3 separate regions of the Mus musculus genome follow, and all the other regions are linked to region 3. The links are chromatin loops, found by intact Hi-C in ENCODE. Cell type or tissue: left cerebral cortex. All regions are shown on one strand.

The links. Peaks named below come from ENCODE experiments on the same cell type or tissue, not always from the same donor. Only the 100,000 strongest peaks of a DNase experiment are listed, where the experiment ranks them.
Region 1: it touches region 3 in a loop (3-fold over the local background); 2 of 42 quality-filtered maps call a loop at or near these places.
Region 2: it touches region 3 in a loop (2.5-fold over the local background); 5 of 42 quality-filtered maps call a loop at or near these places.

What each region holds. Positions count from the first base shown.
Region 1 is chr5:128,654,423-128,662,422 of GRCm38, forward strand. It overlaps Gm33931 (a long non-coding RNA gene), which reads right to left and starts at 2,333. Exons shown (of 3, transcript XR_377092.4): 1 at 1,595-2,333; 2 at 637-747. In left cerebral cortex, no CTCF peak of the experiment used is centred here; DNase peaks (open chromatin) are centred at 2,381, 2,536, 4,952, 5,492 and 3 more places.
Region 2 is chr5:128,518,456-128,526,455 of GRCm38, forward strand. No RefSeq gene overlaps it. Among named protein-coding and RNA genes, the nearest start is that of Gm38612, 48 kb to the right of the region's middle. In left cerebral cortex, a CTCF peak has its summit at 4,423 (motif pointing right); DNase peaks (open chromatin) are centred at 4,419 and 6,027.
Region 3 is chr5:128,592,789-128,600,788 of GRCm38, forward strand. It overlaps Fzd10os (frizzled class receptor 10, opposite strand), which reads right to left and starts at 7,899. Exons shown (of 6, transcript NR_015517.2): 1 at 7,749-7,899; 2 at 1,420-2,976. In left cerebral cortex, no CTCF peak of the experiment used is centred here; DNase peaks (open chromatin) are centred at 4,232, 5,748, 5,949, 6,506 and 3 more places; H3K4me3 peaks cover 2,896 bases; H3K27ac peaks cover 913 bases.

The DNA of each region.
Region 1 (8,000 bases), 62 kb after region 3:
GAAGCCAGAGAGGAAGAAGGAACAGCAACTCGAGCGGGTCCTTGCGTAGTACCCAAGAGCGCAGGGAAAACCCCACGGGGAATTTTTTTTCTGATCCAGCACAAATGGAGGTATTGCTGACACACAAACAGAACCCCCACATAGTTCTCTCCAAAAAAGAATAGGAGATAGCTCATTCTGGAGTGGAATCGGAATGGTGGTGGCCTAGGAACATAGATTCAGGGTACCCCAAATACCATGTTCCAGTGTCACCACAGTGTCACGATGTTTCTGTAGTAATGGAAGAAAGCAATAGATCAAGTCCCTTTTCAGTTCCACTGTGATGGTTTGGATGAGAATGGGAACCCCAGAGGTTCAATGCTTGGTCTCAACTTGGTGGAACTGTTTAGGAAGGATTATTGGGTGTGGCCTTGTGGGAGAAGGTCTGCCACTGGGGAGTGGGTTTTGAGGTTTCAAAAGCCCATGCCAGACCCAGCCTCTCTGCCTCCTGCCTGCAGGATAGGATATAAGTTCTCATCTACAGCTCTAGCACCATGCCTGCCTGTATATTGCCACATTCTTCACCATGATGGTCATGGACTAACCCTCTAGAACTGTAAGCAAGCCCCCAGTTAAATGCTTCCTTTTATACAGTACCTTGGTGATGCTGTATCTATAGAACAGTCACTCTGAGAGAAATATCAGGTAGGCAGGTGCTGGGTTGTGGTTTCCTCCATGATTGAAACATTTCATTCTTCAGGGAAGCTCCTAAAAACAGGAAGTATACAACTTGAAATAGCTTCAGGAAGTCCCTGAAACTAATGAGATTTACTAGGCTTCTCCTTCCTTAAGAATGTCTAAACAGAAAAGACTGCTCAGAGTGCCTCTCAGATAAGCCAAGCTGCAAAGATTACTTTTGAGACAAGACTAGGTACCTGGATGAGAAGAAACTTGGATCAGCTGAGGTGCTTGGAAGAGGCTCAGACCAACCAAGCCATCAGGAAAGGACACTCTCTAATCTGTTGAGCTGCCTCCAACCTGTGTGTGTACTATGCTCCAAGTTTCCAGCTTTTTTGAGTCATCACTCACGCTGAGGTAGGCTTTGGTGATGTAGCTGTCATAGAACTGTTTTTACTTCTGTAAGTAACCCCTCACTCACTCCTAGAAGTAACCCCAATACAACTCGTTGGTTTGTCAAGTTGAACTTTGATGCTGTCGTACTTTGGTCTGTTGTAGGTTCCCAATCTGGGGTGAATAGACATGTTTGAGTGTGTTGGTCTCCCCAGGAAAAAAATCTTCCATAGAACAGTGGATTACAGATTGAAGCAAGGAGACCTGAGCCATCTCAGATGGTATCTGATGGTATCTGATGACTCTTAGCTTTTGGATCTGCTAAGAATATATTGCAAAAGTTTTTGGCTGAAGAGATGGCTCGGAAATTGAGGGAGGTTTGCTGCTGTTCAAAGAACCTGTGTTCAATCCCCAGCACCCATGTAGGACAACTCAGAGCTGCCTCTAACTTCAGCACCGGGCCTCTGCGAGCACCTACACACACATGGCACTTGTACACACAGACACACATACATAAAAGTAAATATATTTTTAAAAGTTTTACCTGATAGCCAAATGGATGGTAGTGCCGCGGTCTCCGCGGTCTCTGACCCGGCGGAGACAGGAACGACGTGGACACCAAGGCGGGTTCACGCAGTAACTTCTTTACTTCGAGCTTTTTCCCTTACAGCTCTCTTCCCCAGCAGCTTCTTCTTCCTCCATCCTTCTTGCAGCTTCTCTTACAACAACTTCTCTCCTATACTCGGCCGACTGACCTCTTCCCAACTTTTTAAAAAACTTTTTAAAGCTTTTTAAAAGACACTCTGAATCTACTTATTGCTGTTTGTGCATGGGTGTAGGGCTGCCTACTGGAGTGTGGGTAGACAAATTCTTGTTGGCCATATCCCTGGAGAGAGAGAGAGAGAGAGAGAGAGAGAGAGAGAGAGAGAGAGAATTGACTCTCCCCCAGACCATCAATTGTCAGTCTCTCCTTGGGTAGGGGTGGGGCTTCATGATCTTGTGCAGATCATGTGCCTGCTGTCACAGCAGCAACAGTTGAGATGTCACGTCCCGCAAATTCTGTCTCCATGCATCCATCCACTCCCTCTGAAGGGTCAGCTTTTGGTCTCGCCAATGGGACAGAGCAGCCCTCAGGTCCTTCATGACTCAGAAGGCTTGCCCATCCCAGAGAGCCGGTCCCTCTGTCCGAGCACAGAAATCCTGGTGTTCGCTAAATTGGTTCCCTTGAAGCCCCGGCACAGCCCAGAGCTGCGGAGTCTCCCTTAGTCTCCCCAGTGCCTCTTTAGAGAGGCGTTTTAAAGGTTTCTCGCTTGTCAGTATTCCCCTGCCTCCACTCCCTAGATATTGTTGTTCATCGTCATTTCCAAAGGAGGAAAGAAAGTGACTTAGTCAGAACAAAAGCCAGAGCAACAGTGCCCAAGGCAGCCCTCAGAACATTATCAGAGCCACCGCGTCAGCGATAATTACTTACCGGCGCTGGAGGGGCACCATCTGCGCCCAGAGCCCTGCTCCTTTCACACAGCATAAAGAGAACGAAAACACCATGGAAATTCCACGGGGAGGCCGGGGCTGAAGCTGTGCAGGATGGTGTGGCTGCTTGCAGTGTCCCTCCTAAACTGTCGTAGGAATCGAAACTCCAGGAGAAAAACATTATTCTGAGATTTGAGGGTGGGGTGGCGAAGAAGACGAGGCTATAAGGAAACGGTGGTCAGCGGAGAACTTTAGTATTTAGTCCTCTTTGTGGCTGCCTTTCAGTCTCTGTTGGAAATCTGGGTGAACCCATCACAGGAGAGCAGGAGAGCAAAGCTCCCTTCTTACCAGGATCAGGTCATCTCAGCTCCATGTCCCGCAGAGCCACAGTGGAAAGCAGACCCTAAACAAAAAGCAGATCTTATAGGACAAAACTTTATTCCCATAAGTCGCTGCGGCTATAACTCACCCAGGAATGGAAGAAGTAGGAAGCATCAGAGACATGCAATATGTTCTGGAGGGAGGATGGTCGAGACTGTTCCCCCTGGAATAGCTAAAGTAGGGAGCAAGAACCCTTAAGTCAGACTCAGAGACATGTAACATGTTCCTCGAGGGTGAATGGCCAAAGTTCGAATGGGTGCATGTACAAGCACCTGTTAGTGAGGGTGTGTGAATGAGAGTGGGTCATGTCTGTGCACATGATAGTGTACACATGGGCCCATGTGTGTAGGAATGCACACACATGTCCATGAATAGATGGGGGAAATTATGTGTGTGACTATGTGGTCTCATGTGTGTGCATGAACATGTACTTGTGTGTTGATGACAGTGTGTCTTTTGTGTGCATGTGTATAGATGTATGCATAGAGTGTAAAAGGAGAGATGTATGAATGTGATCACTTGTATACACAGGTGTGCACACATGTGAGGATTCATGTACATGTATGTACTGGCTGGTTTTGTGTGTCAACTTGACAGAAGCTGGAGTTATTAAGGAGATAGGAGTCTCCCTTGAGGAAATGCCTCCATGAGATCCAGCTGTAAGGCATTTTCTCAGTTAGTGATCAAGGTTGGGAGGGCTGATTGTGGGTGGAGCCATCCCTGGGCTGGTTGTCCTTCCTGGGTTCTATAAGAAAGCAAGATGAACAGGCCAGTAAGTAGCATTACTCCATGGCTTCTGCATCCACTCCTGCCTCCAAGTTCCTACCCTTTGTGGGTCCTTGCCTTGACTTCCTTTGTTGATGAACAGCAGTGTGGAAATGCAAGCTGAATAAACCCTTTCTTCCCCAACTTGCTTCGTAGTCATGATGTTTGTGCAGGAATACAGACTCTAAGACACTGTGTGTAAGGATATTTCACTATATATACTTATGTGGGCATAAATACATATCAGAAAGTGTCTAAGCGTGCAGATCTATATGAGTGAGCATGTATGCATGTATCAGTGTGTGTTAGCATGTAGATGTATGTAAATACGGTAGTTTGAATGAGAATGGTCACCAAAGGCTCATATATTTGAATGTTTGGTCCCCAGTTAGTGGAACTGTTTGGGAAGGATTAGGAGGTGTGGCCTTGTTGGAGCAAGTATGGTCTTTTAGGAGGAGGTGTGTCACAGGAGGTATTCTTTGACATTTTAAAAGCACATGCTAGGTCCACTTTTGTTCTCTCTGTCTCTCTGCCTATGAATCAGATGTGAGCTCTTAGCCACTGCTCCAGCATCCTGCCTGCATGCCTGCTGCCATACTCCTCCATTGTGATGGCCACGGACTAACCTTCTGAAACTATAAACAAGCCCCCAATTACATACTTTCTTTTATAAATTGCCTTGGTTATGGTGTCTCTCCATGGCAATAGAATAATAGCTAAGACAGTAAGAGATTATGTCTCAATGTGTGTGTGTGTGTCTGTGTATGCCAACAAACATGCATTAACATGATTAGAGGGGAGACACTGGAGAGTCTACCCCTCCTGATTCCTTGCCTATATGCCCCCCCAAGCTGCTCTGATGGGGGAGGGATCACTCTGATGACTGTCTTGCAACCCCCCCCCCCCACACACACACACACTGCTCAGTCTTCCTCTAGCTTGTGAGCAACAGAGAGGCACTGGCTCAGGGACCTCATTTAGATCATTGCTTTATGCAGCTTGTGGAAAGGAGTCCCTGCAGCCCAGAGGACCTATTCCGTTCTTTACTGTTGGTGATTGAAAGCTCTGATTGGGCTGAACAGATGGAGAGTGCTGAGGTGAAAGGCTAGAAAATCATTGAGAACATTCGAGACGTATCACCCAACAGGGTCGATACCCTGACCCTTCTGGCTCTGCTTGCTTCGGGGAAAATACCTGTGACCTCGCACACTTGCCAACGAGGCACAGTCAGCAACTTGTGCAGGATGCTGACATCAGGCGAGACTCCACAGCCCATTCCAGAGATAGGACCAGCAAGCTCATTGCACAGAAGACTGCATCCTTACAGAGAGCGTTCTGGGTGATGGTGCCCTGCATGCTAGTGTGGGATCTTTCACAGCTGCCGTGCTGAGCATCTTCTCTGAAGCCACCTTCAGCTCTGACTATGACCTGCTATCATTAAAACTATAGTCACTTATTAGTAAGTAAAGAATAGGAAAAAAAAAACAGTCCTTGTGACAGGGACAAGAGATGAAGAGCAGTCAGACACAAACATATCAAAGGACCCTTCATCTGTAGTAGGGAAGTCACCTCTGCCAACCTTGGAGACCTGCAGTGGGCAGGAAGATACCTTCAAGGGCAACTCCCCCTCCATGTAGAATGGCAAGCCTAATGCCTTGCTGGGTGCCGAGTCTGCCTGTGGACTGAACAGCAGGGTCCCCACACATGGGGAAGACTCAGAAACAGGACTCCCACAGGCATTCTTGTAGAACAAAGGCAGAGGTGCTACCGACTGAGTCCCCTCCAGGAGCCACCAACTAGGGTCAGTGGTGGGAGGCTGGCCTCTCTCCTCTCTGCCGGCTCAGGAAGCCTGCTTAGGTGTCCTGCAGTAAAAATAGCCTGCACCTGCTGAGAATTGTGTAAGGCCCACAGACTATATTCCACACAAGCCCGGTGCCTGTATGGAGGTTGGGGGGAGCCCCTTCTCCATTGTTCAAAAGGAAATGGTTGGTAGGGCTTTGATTTTTTTTTTTCTCTCTCTAAAAAAAAAAAAAAAAAGCAGTAGCTACTTTTAAAGTCAGGAGAAACATTTTTTTTCTCTCTCTTTTTTTAAATACAAAGAAAGAAATAGCAACAGTGGGGTGCTACCTTGTTCTGTCAGAACCCTTTAAAACTCCAGCTTTGGAAACACTATTTTCTTCTTCCTTTTCTGGCATGAGCCTCTGAACAACACCCACCGTGTGGTACATCTCTGGGAGAATTAATTTTAAGATCACTTGCCGCCTAAGATGTGGAGCGTGGAGGGATTCCTCCACCCATACCGTACCCTGTTATCACGCCAAGAACAACTGGCGATCCCGCAGCCCAAATCAGCCCATCCCTGACTGGGGCAAATGGGAATTGATGAGGTCGGTTTGCCTCCCTTTGCTTCCCTGGGATCCAGGGATACAGATGGGGCGACCCCAGAGCAATAGCGACTGTGAGTGAACCAGAGCAGCTCATCAGGGATAGAATGTGCTGTACCTTACATCACACCCTCACCTGAACCCTGCGCTTCTGCAAGATTGCTCATCTTTGACTCACAGATGTCTGGCTTCCTGTTACTATGATGGTCACTTTATGGGAAATGCCTGGGTGTCGGGGGGGGGGGGCATAGCACCACAATTATGCTAGAAATTGCTTTGTATTGTAGCGGAGACCAAAGTCTGCGGGTGGAGTATAAAATATTTTTAAAATCCTGGCGTGGGGTTCCTTCCCACCTTACACCATTTATGTTCCCAGATGAAAGACTCAACGCAGCCTTATAATTTTAAATATATCTTAGGCAGTACCATAGCTGGGCACCTGCCTACCTTCCATGTTGTTAGAATCCACTTTTCTACTGATAACTCGGGGTTACTATTTAATTTTTGTGTTCCATTTGGGCTGTTTTTAACTTTAGTGGGTCAGTCCACATGGCCTCAGTTTTTATGACCCCCTAGCCCTTGGCAGCTCTCTTCTCCCCAACTATTGGCTCCTGGCATCTTAATTTACCAATGAGAATTAACTGGGGACAGGGTCTCTCAGGCTACCTACAGTCTCCAAATCCTAGAGGCCAACACTTAACATTACAGTGAACAATAGAAGACAAAACCTCAGCATTGCAGGACTTCCAAGATGAAGTTCCAGAAACCAGACCAGCTGAAGTACAGCAATCCTGCATACTTAAAGCCTGCTCTTGACCCCCAACCCCTCAAATGATGGAATTCAAGAATAGGCCATAGCTTGACAACTCACCTTGAGGATTTTCTAACAAAGAGAATAAAATACCTTGCTAACGGAGCCATTTGTGTGGGGGTGGGGGTGAAAGTCACCTTGTACGGCAGACCATTTTAGGGCTCCCGACAGCTTGCTTAAGAGACACCAGTCACACTGGGGGAGTCTGCTGGCCTCCCTAGCCACAGGTTTCTCTTCTGGATTCCTGCTTGTGGGTCTGGTCAGAAGCTCTGGAAAGGGAGGGCCTCTCAATGGCAGCTTAGAGCCAGAGATCTGAGGGAGAGCTGGGTCAACCGTGTCTCAGAATAAACAAAACTAAGGTGGGCAGAACCTGAGAAATGACACCCAAGATTGCCCTCTGACCTCCATGGGCAGTCACAGACATATGTGGATGTGTGTACGAGAAGCAACTGGAGGGAGGAAAGGGATGGCTTGTTCACTCTTTCTTTTATGTCACCACATTTCATCTCTGAGGGAAATCAGGGCTTTTTATTGGCTCACTTTCCGACCCAACATGGCTGGCTTTCCTGCCCAACCTCAGCTAGCTTTTCTATACAGCCTAGGACCACTTGCTTATGTGTGGTCCAGCCCACAGTGGCTGGGCCCTCCTCCATCAATTGCCAATCAAGAAATGTCCCCCCGCCCTCCCCCCATGACATGTCCACAGACCAGTCTGAAGAAGGCAATTCTTCAACTGGGGTTCTCTCTTCACAGGTGACTCTGGGTTGTATCAAGTTGACAATAAAAATCAATCAGGACGACGGCAGCCACCAAACAACCTGGGGTTTGTGCTGTGAGTCACCTTCCGGAAAGAACTGAAAGCGGAGCCTCAAAGAGCTGTTTGTGCCCCCATGCTGACCGCTATGTGTTGACTGCTATTTGAAAAAAAAAACCCAAAAAAACAAAAATGTAAAGGCACCAGAGGGATCTATGGACTGATGAAGGGCAAACAGAATGTAGGGGTTCATGCATGCTGCTGGCTGCCTTCACACACACACACATACACACACACACACACACACCATCTCACCACCCTTTCATCTATTCTTTCTGTCTCTGTCAAAACTGCCATGCTCTGCATGGTCACAATGACTGTCCTC
Region 2 (8,000 bases), 74 kb before region 3:
GGGATCACACGTGTGTACCACCCCCACCCCCACTTTTCTTCTTTCTCTCTTTGCTTCGTGGCTGTGGTGTCACCCTTGCCACAAAATGCTGAGCCATCACCCTTCCCCCCACAGACTCAATGCAACAGGGGAAAATCCCCCAATGCCCGGACCACAACTCTCTGTAAGCTGCACAGTCCTGTGTATTCCGCTATAGGAACAGAATGGACTGACAAGCCTCCCCAAGTCAAGTGGCAATGAGAAAAGAGAATCTCTCTGCACCAACCCCCTACACAACCCACACACTCTCTCAAGCGAATCAGTACCCTACGTGGTCAGAGCCTCTCTTGTGGTCTGCATAGTGACAGCGGCCAGGTGGACAGACATTTCCCCGAGTCTCTGCTGCCCCCTTCCAGTCTCTGTCCATGACTGTCTCCATGGCCAACCTCTGAGAACACACATGGCTGGCAATCCCCTCCATCCTTCTCCAACCAAAAGCATCCAGGCTATTCTGGATGTTCTTTTAAACAGCCTTAAGCCATAGACCCGGTTCGTGCTCAGAAGATGCCGTGCTCAGAAGATGCCGGGGCGAATGTGGGTATTAATTCTAAGAGATTCTTTTCGAGTGATTCACGAGAAGCTGTCGATGTACTCCCCCCTGGGGACCTGTATGATGGAAATCGGATGGGCCATGAAGCCTTGAAGTTGCTCCTCTGTTCTGTGTCTGTGTGAAATTCCCCACACTGTGAGTAGGACCCGCCCAGGCTGGCAGAGCTCGGTAGGGCTCAGCTTTTCCACGTAAAGTACAGTTGGCTCAGAAAGGAAGCCATCAAAGGAAAAAAAAAAAAAAAAGATCCATCCGTTATCCTGGGCTTTTGCTGCTGCTAAATGGGAAGGAGGTGAGTGAATGTCACATGTCCTGAACAGTCACCAACAACATGACAGTTTTCAGTTACCTGCTCACCTAAGAGGCCACCGCATGCCCTCTCTGACTGCCAGTCAAGGACTGATCCCCTGTGGCTCCCTACATTGACAAGACCTTTTTGGCAGCTCAGTTTCTTTGGGAGATGCAAAGGGCTCCTTGAGGTCAGGGGGAGGATATCTGGAGGCAGGATTCTACCCAACCACTCTCCTCTAGCCTTTTGGGTCAGAGTCCCCCGAACCCCACAAGCAAGACTCACCACCAGTGTGCCAGTCCTGGCTACTAACTCCCAACAGAAACGTGCTTTGATTCTGTGTGGCTTTGCTTAAAGCAGATTCTTTTCTGCTGTCTTTCCCTCCCTAGATCACCAGCTAGGAGATGTGTCCCTTTTTACAAGTGGCTCAAACAGGTGCTTCAGCCAGGAAACGTTGCAAAGCGGCCACGTCCAGTTGAGGAATCAAGGCTCAAACGCTAGAGCCACTCCCTGCAGAGACTCAAGTCACAGCTGACTTCTGTGCAGTCTCTCAAGCCAGCGCCTGTGTCTGCCGTGGGCCACAGGTTGGCAGCCCTGGCACAGCCAGCAGGAGAGAAAACAGCAAACCCCCTCCCAGGTGATGTGGCTGCTGTATGTTAATTTCTCATTGTTTCATCATTGTGCAGAATGTTTTTGTTTCCTTTTCTATCGAAAATAAATTTTTTTCATACACTATATTCTGATCACAGTTTTTCTGCCCTCATCAGGTCCTCCCTCATGTGGAGCTTTTAATAGACATAACTTTTGCATAAATGCGTCTGAATTTTAGTCTAATGTCTTAGCAATGAAAGAAGATGATGGACCCTGTGAACTGGCGAATGGCTCGAGAGCTGCCCAGACTCCGCCATGCTCTCAGAAGAGTGTTAATGCTGGGCATGAGACATGGAGTGAGGTGACTCTGGCTAGGATCAGAAGGATAAGCCAGCCTTCACGCGGGGCCTCCATGCCTCTGCCCCCACTGGCCCAGAGAATCACTAGTGCAAGCCAGCCTTCACGTGGGGCCTCCGTGCCCCTGCCCCACTGGCCCAGAGAATCACTAGTGCATGCTCAGTGGGAAGCAGGAATCCAGGTAATAACAAGCCTGCTCAAGAACTCGTCTTTCATCTCAGCATCGCAGCACACTTAGAAATATTAACAGCTTAATATGAGTCTATGGGACGAGAGGCATTCAAAGACACCGGGTAGCTCAGGTGTCTCGGATTCCCCATATGGGAATGGGACTTAATAGCTAGCATGACAGCCTGCAGGACAGCTATCATTAACCCTTGCCACACATGCAGTAGAGGGCACCACTGCCTACTCCCTGCCCCAGGGGGGAATCCCAGAGCCTGGATGACCTGCAAAGGATGGGGTACAGGAGACTCGGGTCACAAGGATGGGCTCATCAGCTGCTGGGGAGATGACTGGGATAATGGCTGCAACAGAAGGCAAAGCACACACACCCATGCGGTCCGTGAGAGTGTCCTGAGGCAGGAGTATGACTGACTGACAAAGAGGCATTTGTCTAGAACAGAAATGAAATGTCGAGCTGACGGGTCCAGATCTCTGGGAACAGATGCTAGAAGACATGGAGGATGGCACAGGCGCCACGTCAGTCACTCTGAGGACCCACTCGGAAGCAAAGGAGCACCTGACTGAGGATTTCAGCTATGTGAGGAGAGGGTGAAAGCAAGTATATAGCTCGCACACAAACACACACACACATACACACATACCACATGCATATACAGTACACACATGCATACACAGCACACACACATACCATATACATACACATGTAACACAAACTCACATACACATGCAATGCTCGCACACACAGACACACTTATACACACAAAGGCACACACATGCATATACGTACACATATGCCTATACAAATTCTCTCTCTCTCTGTCTCTCTCTGTCTCTCTGTCTCTCTCTGTCTCTCTGTCTCTCTGTCTCTCTGTCTCTCTCTCTCTCTCTCTCTCTCTCTCTCTCTCTCTCCTGTAAACTTAACTGAGAGCATCTGCCCAGATCATTTCAGTATGGACTCACTCAGAGCCCCAGGAGGAGGGAGACCTACTTGGGTCAGCTTACTGTGAACTCACAGAGAGGCAGGGCCTGGACTAACTGGAAGGGACACCAGAGCAGCAAGCAAGAAGAAAGGGCAATCAAACAAATACCTGGGCCCACATTTCCACCTGAGGGTGACCCCAGAGGAGAGGGTTAGCTGCCTAGAGAAGGCTCACCATCCGCACTCCTGAACTTTGGGAGTCTTTCTCCAGGAGGTGAAAGACCTGAAGCACACCTCCCCATGTGATAGATAACAGTTTTACTTACATGAGATGAACCCACAGTCATGTTAGAAGGACACTGGCTGGCTCATCAGCAAATCCACACTGCCTGGCCAGCTGGGACCTGAGTCTGCCTATGGATTCCACTGTACAGCAAAAATAGACCATGAGAACAGTCTATGAGAACTGAATGCCTTCGGCAGAGTTTGTAATGATCATAATTGTGTGTCTCGTTCTCAGACCAGTCATTGTCTGCTCCAGTCAAATGTCTCTGTGTGTCTGTGTGTGTAGCTTAGTCTACAGTGGTGTGTGTGTGTGTATGAGAGAGAGAGAGAGAGAGAGAGCAGATGATGAAGATAGATAGATAATAGATGATAGATAGATGATAAATAGATAAATAATAAAGAATAGAAGCTATATAAATGATAGATATATAAATAGATGACAGATTATAGATAGATAATAGATAAAGAATTGAAGCTATATAGATATAGATAGGTAATAGATAATTGATGATAAATGTTAGATTATAGATTGATAATAGATAAAGAATTGAAGCTATATAAAAATAGGTAAGAGATGATTAAAGGATAGATAACAGATGATAGATTATAAATTGATAATAAAGAATTGAAGCTAGCCAGGTAGAGAAGGCATACGCCTTTAATTCCAGGACTTGGGAGGCAAAGGCAGGTGGATTTCTGAATTCGAGGCCAGCCTGGTCTACAGAGTTCCAGGACAGCCAAGGCTACACAGAGAAACCCTGTCTCAAAAAAGATAGATAGATGTATGACAGCTGACAGTTATACACATATTCTCTTGAAAACTTACAGTTAAGTCACTCCTTTCCTAGAATCCCCACCCCCTGCCCCATGCTCGTGCTATGCCAGCCACCCCATGGTCTCCCTGACCCACACTGCCTGCTGGGAGCTGAAGGGGTTGCATTATCAGTGAGACTGTGGGCAGTTGTCCTGACACTCTCAGCACAGAGGCCACACAAAATCCACTCTGAGAAAAGTTACCTCCCTGTGTGAAGACTAGCCGCATACTCTGTTGCTTGCCCCTGAACCTGAGATCCATAAAATGCAAACAATTGGGCATTGGTGCTTCTTTACTGAGGGAGTTCAACCCTATTGCTACCTTCCCCCATCAGACACCTGGAGACCATTACCGGGTTTTTCTGCAGTGTCCACAAGATGCCACAAGGGGGCAGCAGTCACACTGTTTAAAGGGAACTTAAGACCCTGATACCACAGGAAAATTTGGCTATTAAAGCAGAAACCAGTGCTTTTCCACACTCTTCCCACAACCCAAATTTAGCAAATTGACCGGAGGTGCTCTGTGTACCAGTTCAGGAGCAGCTACAAGCATATACGCACACACGTGTACATACATACATACATACATACACAGCACAAACCTGCCTATAGCACACATCTTTGCATATGTGTATGCACACACAGACGTATTAGCTTGTATCTGTGCATGCACACCATAAGTATGAACAAGCATGTATAATTGCATGTATGCATATACACACAAGCACACAATCATATGTGCATGGGGTATATGCACGCACACACATGCACACATACACATAAGAACATATACGTGGGGCTGGAGAGATGACTCAGAGGCTAAGAGCGCTGGCTGCTCTTCCAGAGGAACCCTGTTTAATTCCCAGCACCCACATGACAGCTCACAACTGTATGCAACTCTAGTTCCAGGGGATTTGACACCCTCACCCAGACAGACATACAGACATACAGACAAGCACAATGCACATAAAAAATAAAAAAATAAAAGAATACACACATGATCATGCTATACAGTTCTGTATATGTGCAAGCAAACTTACACTGTCACACACATGCTCACATAAGCATATGCATGCATGTCCACAGACACATACTCATGTGCACATGCATGCGTATGTGTCTGATGTACATAGACGCATGCATAAATACACACATGCATGCTCACATACCTAAGAGGTGTGTACACATGTGTAGCATCTCATAGGACAGATAATATTTGCTCCATGTGTGCTCAGAGGAATGACACCCTGGTAGGAACCCCTCTCCTCCTCAGGTCCTCGGCCCTGACACTTCCTGTTTAAATTCTGCTGAGCCCACATGTTGCAACCTGGGCTGAGAGACACACCTGCTCTATAGACATGTCTTGTATGGTCCACTGATAGTTTATAAACTGAGTTGTCAACGTTTCGAGACTGATGGATTCTGCCCACACCCACACCATCTTCCTGACCATGGAACGTCTTGTCTCCAGCAAGATGAACTTGTCCTGGGGGCAAGCAGCGACTGATCAGAGGTGTCTTCTGTAGAGGTGGCTGCCCCATCCCATGGACCAGTGCTCTGCCGCAATTCTCCTACTCCCTCCAAGCCTTGGTCAGTGCTCCAGTCAGCTGGAGTCTGCACGGGTCCAAATCTGTATTCCTTATACCTAACTTCTCCCAGAAGCATCCCCTGTACCCTCGTGAGCTCTGATGAAACTTCTCCTCGTGGCAAAATTGCTCCCAGCTCCACCTAAAGCCTTATCCCGGCACCCCTACCCTGGCAGCATTTGGGCATAGGGTCTTTGAAGAAGTAGCCAATTGCTAATGAGCCTGCAAGAGTGGACCCGGATCTAAAGTGCTACTGTCCTTAGGAGATACTGCAAGATGCCTAGCACAAAAGAATGGTCTCTTGTGGACCTGGGAGGCCAGGCCTGGGGAAGAGAGGAGTAGCTAAATCTGCCAGGCGCTAGCTTTTCCATTTTTTCCGGGAGACGGTCTGCCCACTGGTACTGTAGCTGTCAGCTCTGCCCTGTGCTGGCGTGGGCAGAAATTCAGGAAGCAGCGTGCCAATTCAGGCCAAGCAAGATGGGGTGGGGAAATTGCAGCCTCAGCGTCCTGTGGCAGGAGTTGAAGGCGCAGAGCTGGGACCCAGCATAAGAGGGCAGTGCCTTAAGCTCCTCCCCCTGCTACAGAGCTGGCCCCCATGTGTCCAGAGGTGGAGAGGACGAAGGCAGGAAGCCCAAGATCCCTCTAATGAGTTTACTCAGCCTTTGGAATATCAAGTATTTGTTTTCCTAAGACTAGAAAGAAGGATCAACAGCGGGGCCCCCTCCTGGGCGGCCCAGCTGGCCTGTCCTCGCTTTGTTTGGGCCCCTAAAGAGCTGGAGCTTATCAAAGGCGTCTTTGCACCTGAGGCCGGCGTAGCCACCGCCTTCCACAAGGACTGAGCAATCCCCTAAATCCCCAGCTAAACAGCCACTCCAGCAGAACTGGAGGGCAGTGGCTTTGAACTTCAGTCCCAGAGGCTTTAGCGGGCAGCGGTGGCCTTTCTTTGAGGCTAGAGCTGCTCTCCTTTCACCGACAGACAGGGGTGCTGATGGGCCCCGATGATCTCTCTGGGAACACAGGCCACCAAACTGCCAGTCCAACCCTAGCACGAGCCTTCTACCCGGCTACCCATCGCCCCTCCCCCCACCCCCAAGCCTCCTCTCCCAGGGTCCCTCCCACCTCGAGGCTGGAGATCACCGGCACAAAGGCAGTCGGCACAAGGCGATATTTAGTTCATGAAACTAAAGGCTGTTTTAAGTATTTTGTTCTGATATACACTCCGGACTTACAGGAGGAACCAACGTGTTGCAGAGAAATCCCAGATACTGCAGATACTTCTGTCTTCACATACAAGTCCACACTCACACGACACACAGACACAACTTGTATACATTGCACACATATACACCACAAAAACAAACACACTACACATAAGCACACACACACCACAACCACATACCCCCACACATTATTGTACAGGACTGTCCATTGAGCCAACCTGCCCCCATCTTGCAAAAGAACATTAGAGCTGGGCCTGTTGACTTTGGCCTTCCGTCATAGAATGAGGGACAGGGAAGATGACAGGGCCTCACCTGGATATTCAGCCTTTCCTCCCAACCAGCGGTCTACAGTTCTGCTTTAATTGCACATGGTCTTGGAAGAGGGGCTAGAGGCCAGGGAAGATCCATCGACACAACCCTGGGGGAGTCACCTCTGCTGGGTGAGGGTCTTTCAATGTGGCCCCTTTAAGGTCATCCATGCTCCTCCCTGTAATCCTTCACCCACTACTCTGTACATAAGCCTAATTGATGTACTGATAACCCAGAACGAACTTTGATGGAATCACACCTGTTTGTTAGCACCTTAGAAGGAGGAGGAGACATTAGCTATTCATGTCTCCCTCAGGCAAGGAATTATAACAACATAAACCATACACAACACACACACACACACAATTGCATAAATACACACGTGCAAACATATAAACACCACATGCAGACACACTACATACATACACAGATACATTTACACACACACATAAACAAACACACCCATGCCACACACATTTGCATAAAACATACATGCAAACATATAAACATACCACATGCAGACACACTACATACATACACAGGTACATTTACACACATACACACACACACACTCACGCATGAACAAGCATAGCCATACCACACACAGATACACATTTGCATAAATATACACATGCACACACATAAACATGCCACATGCAGGCACACTACATACATATCACACATATGTTTGCATATACACATGTGTGCACATGCATGCACCACAGAGACACATATACATGTACACGGGGTTCACGATGCATGCGTTCAACTTTCAAGTTTACCTACTAGTTTGGAACAAAACCCATCTTTTCTGCAAAGGCTGCTGTCTCCCAGCAAAACTAGTGCCCAGCTCCTGCAC
Region 3 (8,000 bases):
TCTTCCTCTGTCACCCCTACTCCGACCCAGGCATGATTTAGCAGCCATTGATTTGGAAAGACTGGAGCCAGGTAGAAGTATACATCACTCCAGAGCCTGGAGAGCTCTGCCTTTCACTCAGAAAGTCATCACAGGCCCACCAAACCTGCCAATGAGGCCTAAGAGTCTCTCTCCTGTGCTGTTTGGATTTTTGTCAATTAGATACAAGCTAGGGTCATCTAGGAAGAGTGACACTTCCTTGAAAAGATGCCCCCATCACATTGGACCATCGTCTAGGGAGCGTTTTCTTCATGATTGATGTGGGAGGGCCCAGCCCTTTGTAGGCAGTGTTATCCCTAGCCAGATCTGGGCGAGGTGGCACATACCTTTGGTCTCAGCACTCGGGGAGGTAGAGGCAGGCAGATCTCCATGAGTTCGAGGCCAGCCTGATCTGCAAAGGCTTCCTGGACAGCCAGGGCTACATAGAGAAACCCTGTCTGGGTGGGAGATGCAGGGAGCAAATTGAGCAGGGCGTGGGGTTCAAGCTAGCAAGCATTATTTCTTCACGGTCTCTGTTTCAATCCCTGCCTTCAGGTTCCTGCCTTCCCTTCATGACAGGCTGTAAGATGAAAGAAACCTGTTTTCTTCCCCAGGTTGCTTTTGGTCGCCGTGCTTATCCCAGCCACGGATGACAAAGTAAGCCAGAATCCGCAAACGGCCTCTGCTCTGCGGCCTGTTGGGATTCACTCTTTCCTTGATTCGTTTCCAGTCTGATTTCTTTGACCACCCAGACACTGCTGGGCTCTAGACCAGTCGTTCTCAACCTGTGGGTCGTGACACCTCCAGGGGGTCCTGTATCAGCTATCCTGCCCATCAGATGTTTCCATTATCATTCAAAACAGTAGCCAAGTCACAACTGTTTTAAAGGGCCACAGCATTCGGAAGGTCGAGAACCGCTGCTCTAGACGAAGCCCTGACCAGCAGGCTGACTCTTTTTCCCAAGTCCGTGTGGTTCTCTCTCACATGATGCTCTCTTTGGCTCCGATGCTGTTCCTAACTGCCCTGCCTAGGATGCAGCTACCTCCATCCATCTCCTTTAGCCCCTTGGATCTTTCCACTTTCCCCATTCTCCCAGCATGGAAGATCCACTCGGCTGTTCTCCATGCTGACATGCCTAGGCCCACCCTCTACCTCCTTCTGGAGGCCGTAGTGTGAGACTACAGAGCTTTCTTTCCTCAAGCATCTTCCCGGGATCCTTCCTGCCCGCCCGCACCCCCCCCCATCCCTGAGAAGAACAGAGAATGACCCATCAGCAAGCCAATGGGTTACCCCGAGAATGTGACAAAGGGTGAGGCTGTGGGTCCCAAGGGTCTGCAGATAGAGGGACGAGCCAGCAGCCTTGGGTGCAAGACCAGGCCTTGGAGGGTATCTCTACCTTACCTTATACCACAGAGAGAAGTCTGGCTCCCATGTTGCCCTGTGGATGAAGGTGGGCAGGCCGAGCACAAGCTTTCAGGAACCATTGAATTCATTGTGAGGCTGAGCTGGATCTGCGTCCATAAGGCCAGGAGGGGTAACAGTGTCAGACCCCAGCCCCAGAGGGCGCTCTGCGGTTGATTCAGTAGCCAGGAGCATCCAGAGAGCTCTTCTGGGGCCCTTGCTTTGTCTCCCACTCTGCAATCCAGGGGAGATCTGCAGCCCCTTTTCCTTGGCAACACTCAAGACAGAAAGAGGAAGCTACATGCCCAGCCACCCACGGGGAAGGAGATTGGTTCCACTCCTGCATGAGGTTGTCGACGAAGTCATTCTGCCTTCTAGCAGGACAATGGAGAATTGAAGAAAGAGGGCCGAAGAAATGGCTCAGTCGTTAAGAACACTTGCTGCTCTTGCAGAGGACACAGGTTCAGTATCCCAGGACCCAGATGGTGGCCCACAACCGCCTATAACTCCAGTTCCAGGAGATCTGACCACCTTCTTCTGGCCTCCTAGGCCACCAAGTAGGCATGTGTACAGGTACAGTTACAGGCAAACACTCACACACTCAACTAGCCAGGGAGTCTGCTGGCTAGTAAATCCCAAGTGGCCAAGTGGCCTGCTTCTAAATCCTTCCTTGTAGCTGTCTGATATTCACTCCATCCCAAGTCTTAAAAAATAAATAAATAAAATTGACGTTATTACCTTCATTTTAATGCAGAGGGAACAGAAATCAGATCAGAGAGGTTAAGTAACCAGCCTAAGATGCCACAGCTGAGGTCATAAATAAACATCTCTCCCCTTCAATCTCTGACTTTGAACAGCCCTCTTAAGAGACTGTAGAACACAGATGCTTCTCCGTCCAGGAGGAACGATGACAGCTCCACAGGGTCTGTTCCTGGAAACCCCAGCTGGCTGCTGACATTTCCTGGGTGCATGCTGTTCCGAGGCAGATGTCACCCAGGACCCCTGAACCAGATGGGGCTTCTCAGATCACAGCTATAACGTGACTCTCGGGACTCAGTTTCCCATCTGTGAAATGAAGAGGCTCCTTCCTCATCTTGCTTCAGCAGTTCCTGTACAATCAAGTATCTTAGTTTGTCCCAGGAGCTCAGTAAGTAGCCGGATGTACCAAAGGCTCGCTGTCCAAGTGACTCACGTTGGCTTTTAAATGATGGATTTCTGGGATTCTGTCTTACTATTAGTTTGCTGTGACAGACTAACCAACAAGAAGCAACTATGTAAGGGCTTATTTCGGCTCACGGTTGAAGGGCACAGCCCTTCATGGTGGGGAGCCACAGTAACCCGTTTGTGAGGTAGCTGCTCACGTTGCATCTTGCTTCAGGGCAGGGAGCAGAGAGAGAGATGAATGCTGGTGTTTGGCTCACTTTCTCCTTTTTTCTTCAGTCCTATGGATGGTGCTGCTCACAGCTAGGGTGAGTCTTCCAACTTCAATTAACCTAATGTGAAAACTCCCGCACAACAGCAGCGGCCTGAGGAGCGTCTCCTACATGGTCCTGGGGCCTAGAGAGTTAACAATAACCATCAACCAGGATGATGCCCGGGTTATATTTACTGTGCTTCACAAACTGTCATCTTGGAAACAGCCTTGTGCCTGGCCTTACTAGATTGGATCTTATTTTTCAGGTAAGAAAACCAAAGCCCAGAATCCGGAATAGCTCAGCCCTAGTCAGGTGGCTCTAGACCAGCGGTTCTCAACCTTGCTAATGCTGCAACCCTGTAAATACATGCTGTGGTGACCTTCGCCCCATAAAATTATTTTGTTGCTACTTCATAACTGTAATTTTGTTACTGTTATGAATTGTAACATCAATATCTTCTATGTGGGATAGCTGATACTCAACCTCTAGGAAAGGACCCTTGGGCCTTAAGGGGGGGGGGGGTCTCAATCCACAAGTTGAGAACCAATGCTCTAGAAAGTGGTAGAGGGATTTTCAGACCCAGTGATGGTAGGTAGAGCTTAAGGTTGCCCCAGCTTTGTGTCCAAGTTCCCCCCCCCCCTCCCCCGTTTACTGTGTCAGGGAGGATGACGGACCAGTTTCCAGACTAGGAAAACCCAGGTACTGAAGAAATGAATAAAGCTGAAAGAAGCAGCGGTAGCTGGGGTGGTGGACAAAGAAAGGCACTGGCCTAGCAGCTGAGGGGCAGAGGCCTCAGTCGCATGAGCCCATGGAATAACTGTAGAAGTGGCTGTTAATTTCAGCAAACTGTCTTCCGGTGTCCTCTGGGACACTAATGCAAAACAGAATCACGTTTGCCTGCTTCATTTTGTGAGGTAATTCTGTAAATTTTATTTACTTGTTTGTTTATTTATTTATTTATTCGTTTATTTTATTTTTTTAAATTAAACTCTATATACTAGGGTTTAAATGCTGCTCACATGGGGGGTTCCTGAAAGCCCTGGAGGGGGCACACGTGGGTCTGCCCGTGTTTTAAACAGAGGTATCTCCAGCAATCCGAAGTCACTTAGCCTGGTGCACTTTACACCTTTTTAAAGATTATTCCCCACTGCCCTCCCCATCCCCACCCCGACACATTTGTGTGGAGGTAGCAGAGACGGAAAAAGCTGTGCTGTGTCTTTAAACAGGGAGGAGCGATCAGCAGAAGCCTGGGCTGTAAAAAGGCTAATGCGCTGTGGAAGAGTAGGAGTTTAATCTAATTTAGTTGGAGGGTGTCTGTCTGCGGTGTTGTTTTTTGGAGTGTGGGAACAGAGGAGGGGAGCTGCCCCCTTGAATGGTCCCTTCTGCGCCAGAAGCAGTGGGGAGCCGCGCGACGCCAGCGATCCAAGGCCCGGCCTTGAAAGAGGATTAAAGCGATGCTTGATTTGCAATTCACACGAAAGCGCCCCGCGAACCTCTGGTAATATTTCAATCCACATTTCAAGGGAAGTGGCCTTAAAATAGCGGCCTAAATTGTTCTGCCGCGGCCCGGACACTCCTTCATGCATTTTATAACGCAGAGGGCCAAGGGCCTTTTCTCTCTGCGCCTCACCACCCCCAACCACCCCGTATCTTACATGTGCTGAAGTGTAATTAAAACTTGTTCTTAAGTTTGGGGCAACCTACACTGCTTTGTGGTATGAGGTGTGTGTGTTTTATGCTTGGAGCATATGTTTGTGTGTGTTAACTAAACATCACTTTGGATGACTTTAATATATCTCCTCCGAAAGGGGGGGGGGGATTGTGAGGCAGTCGTGGAACCAAGCCTAGTGGGTTGGAAAACTGAATTCTCAATGTGTGCCTTTTAAAGAGACCATTACCAGTAAGCAGACCACTTTCCTTACTGTAAGGAACAGTTTGGAAAATGCAAACAGAGATCTTAAGAGCTTTCCAACTGGATCCGCAAATAGGAAAGTTCTAGAAATGGCCTTGAAGCTACCAAGACAAACGTTAAGGAGCCAGCTCCCTGGTTCATCTTCAGGCTGGGAGACAGGATGTTCATGTCTTTCTATAATCTCTGCCCATACCCCACATGTTTACTCTTGCAATTAGCTTGTAACAGGCTAAGCTTCTGGCTTAATTTTTCTTTATTGTAGGAGACGAAGTACTTTTTTTTTTATCTTAAAGAGATTATTTGGGTTCTCTCTAATCCTATTTCAGAAACCCCTCTCAAGACTTTATGGTTCCTTCACCCATACTGAGGAAGGATGCAGCTTTGATTACCACTGAGACCCATGGCAGAGAATCTTTTCTTTTTTTTTTTAACTTCTGACTTTACCAATTAAACAGGGCCTTCCTTTCAACTCCCCACCACCTCCAAAATTATTTAACTCAAGACACCATCTGACTCTTAAAGAGTATTCCTTCCAGAATACCTTGCACTCTCCTTGGTAGACATTTGCAAGAACTCTACGCTAATATCTACAGACAGTATTTTGAAATCTCACGTAGATAGATATATTAGGAGATTTGGGGTCCAAAGTACCCTTTGCTCTAGGATGCTATTTAAAATCATGTTTAATTATCAAGTTTCATTAGAAACCCTTGCTCAAATTTTGAGAAACCTAATAAGATTTCCATTAATTTAAACATAGCTCTATTCCCAGGCCAGTCCCCCCCACCCCACCCCAAAGCTTTCTCTTCCCTCTTTTATCCCTGGTTAAATATGTAAATAAAATGTCTAAAGTCGTTCTTCAAAGAAGACAAAAGAAAAAAAAGAGCCGAGGGGAGAGAGACAGCCATAAAATTCCTCCCAGCTCTCCATAACGCTTGCCAGAGGGGGGCCGGTTTCCGAGCCAGGGCTGAGCAGCAGGGGACCCGGCTGCTCTGGAGTCACTCGTCTCAAATCCCACACACAGGAGAGAGAAAAATAAAATATCTTTTCAGCTGGAGCCATCAAAGGGGTCCTTTCATTTATTAGCGTTGCCTTCCACTCTCGCTATCTCGGGGCCCTTATTTTTAGATACTAATGTCTATTTGTTGCTTTCCTTTCTTTTTCTATACTAGGTTGGGCAGATGGAAGAAATTCTGTTAGCTTTTTCTTCTCTTAATATATTTTAAGGGAGTCCCGGGGGTTGGGGGAGAGAAGAAAGGAACGTGAAGTGATCATAGCTAAAATAAAAGGTCGGAACACTGTAGAAGTAACCAGAGCATAAAAGACCAATTACGTGGGGCAGTCTCAAATAGCTCACACCCTGCTCCGGAGCTGAGCTCACCCAGGCTACTTCCACGCCCCCCACGCCCCAAGGGGCGGGGGGGGGAGTGTGGAATTAGAAGAGAGAGAGAGAGAAAACGGAAGGCAAAAGTGTCAGGAAGGACCCCTTGCAAACTAGTCTGTCTTAAAGCTAAGCGATAGCCCAAGAATCTTACCTGACTTAAAAGGTTTTGGAAACAGCGTACTAAACTATAAATATCTAAGTAAACCATCCTTATCCAAGCCGCAAGCGTTCACCACACCGCAGGTTTTTCTTGGGTCACTAACACGGTGGTGGGTGGTGATTCTGACTGTGTTAACCTCAGTCTTCCGGACCGCTGTTTCCACGGATCCAACTTCCTCCCGTGAAAGGCAGAGGGGACCAGGGGATCTAAAGGTGAGGCATGAGCCTGTGCACACCCCTCCGCCCCCCACCCCCAGGACTCAGCAGGTCCTGGGAGTGTCCCAGCCTCAGGTCTGTCCGCTATGTCTGACAAATGAAAGGGGGGTAAAGAGGAAGAACTCCCTGCAGATGGGACGCTGAAGCCTTGTTTTAATTAGAAGTCGATCCTCTGCAGGAAGCGCAAGGCAGGGCGGGGAGGAGGGGTCCTGGGTAGCCTCGTTCCTGGCTTGGCTGGAGCCACTGAAGGCTTCCAGGCATCTGTGCACCCAACTCGGCCCTGGGGTGCGCAAGACTGACTGGCCGAAAGATGAGCAGGGGACTTAGCTGCACCTATGCAGTTGGGGGAGTCCGCACTGGAGGTCCTGGTAGTTTCCCAGACACTTAAAACGCAGACCTGAATGGGGGTGGGGTGGGGTCTAAGGAGAGAGTGGGCCACCGCCCTGAGGGCTGTTTATCCAAAGCCAAGAGTCCGCGACAGGTGCCGCACCCCAGATCTCTCGGACATCTAAGGACTGCGGTGGGCTCCCATGGTGCACTCACTCCCTGTGCGGGGGAAGGAGGTTGAAGCTCTGTGTCCTTATCACAGATTAGCCCAAAACCAACCAAGGGGCAGGAGCCAGCATAGCAAGGCACGGAGAGGCCCCACCACTCTGCGTGGGAACCAGCCGTGCGCGTGTAGGCCGGGGCTCAGCCTCCGCCTCCCAGGAGGACGCAGGCCGAGCACATCTTTCGCCAAATAATATAAATACACAACTTCCTATAATAAATAAACTCAGCCGCTTGGAGAAACCACCAGCCGGCTTGGCGCGATGGTCCCCAACACGGTGGCCTTGGCGGGGCAAGGGTCACCACGATTCAAGCCAAGCCCCTCTTCTCGGGGTGCGGGGTGTCAGCGGCCCGGAAAGTCTCCTCCCCGCCCCCTCCCTTCTTTCTTTGAGTAGACCTTGCAGAAGAGGCCCTAAACTCCGGCTTCCCAAGTCCCCTCCCCCTCCCCTGCACTCGGCCCTTTTGAAATTTCAAAGGCAGCCCCTCCCCGGAGTCCGAGCTCCGCGCCCCGGGCAGCAAACCCCCGGCTTCGGGAAGATGCGGGCAGCTTTACAAGCCGAGGGGCCACTTTTTTATGAGCACGGTCATAAAACGCAAATCCCGTGTCTCTTTGAAAGTGCCCTCCGCCAGGGCCCGGTCGTAAAAGTAGAAGATGCGTCCCCAGCCCCCAACCCCGGGTGAGGACCACCCTTACCCGAGTCCCCAAACTTCCCGTAACCTCGGCGTCCTTGGGGTACCGGGGACAATCTCAAGGCCTCCCACCCCCCCTCTGGGGCGGGGAGGGCAAGCAGAGAGGCCGGCAGGAGGTGAGGCTGGAGGCTGGGGTCCAGCCCCAAGCTGGGGCTGAGGGCGGAGGCTGCCCGGGGCGCAAGGCTTTCTGATGCAAAGCAGCAGCGGGGCGGGGCGGCGGGCGGAGGCGGGGCCTGTCACCAATCGGCTTTGCTTT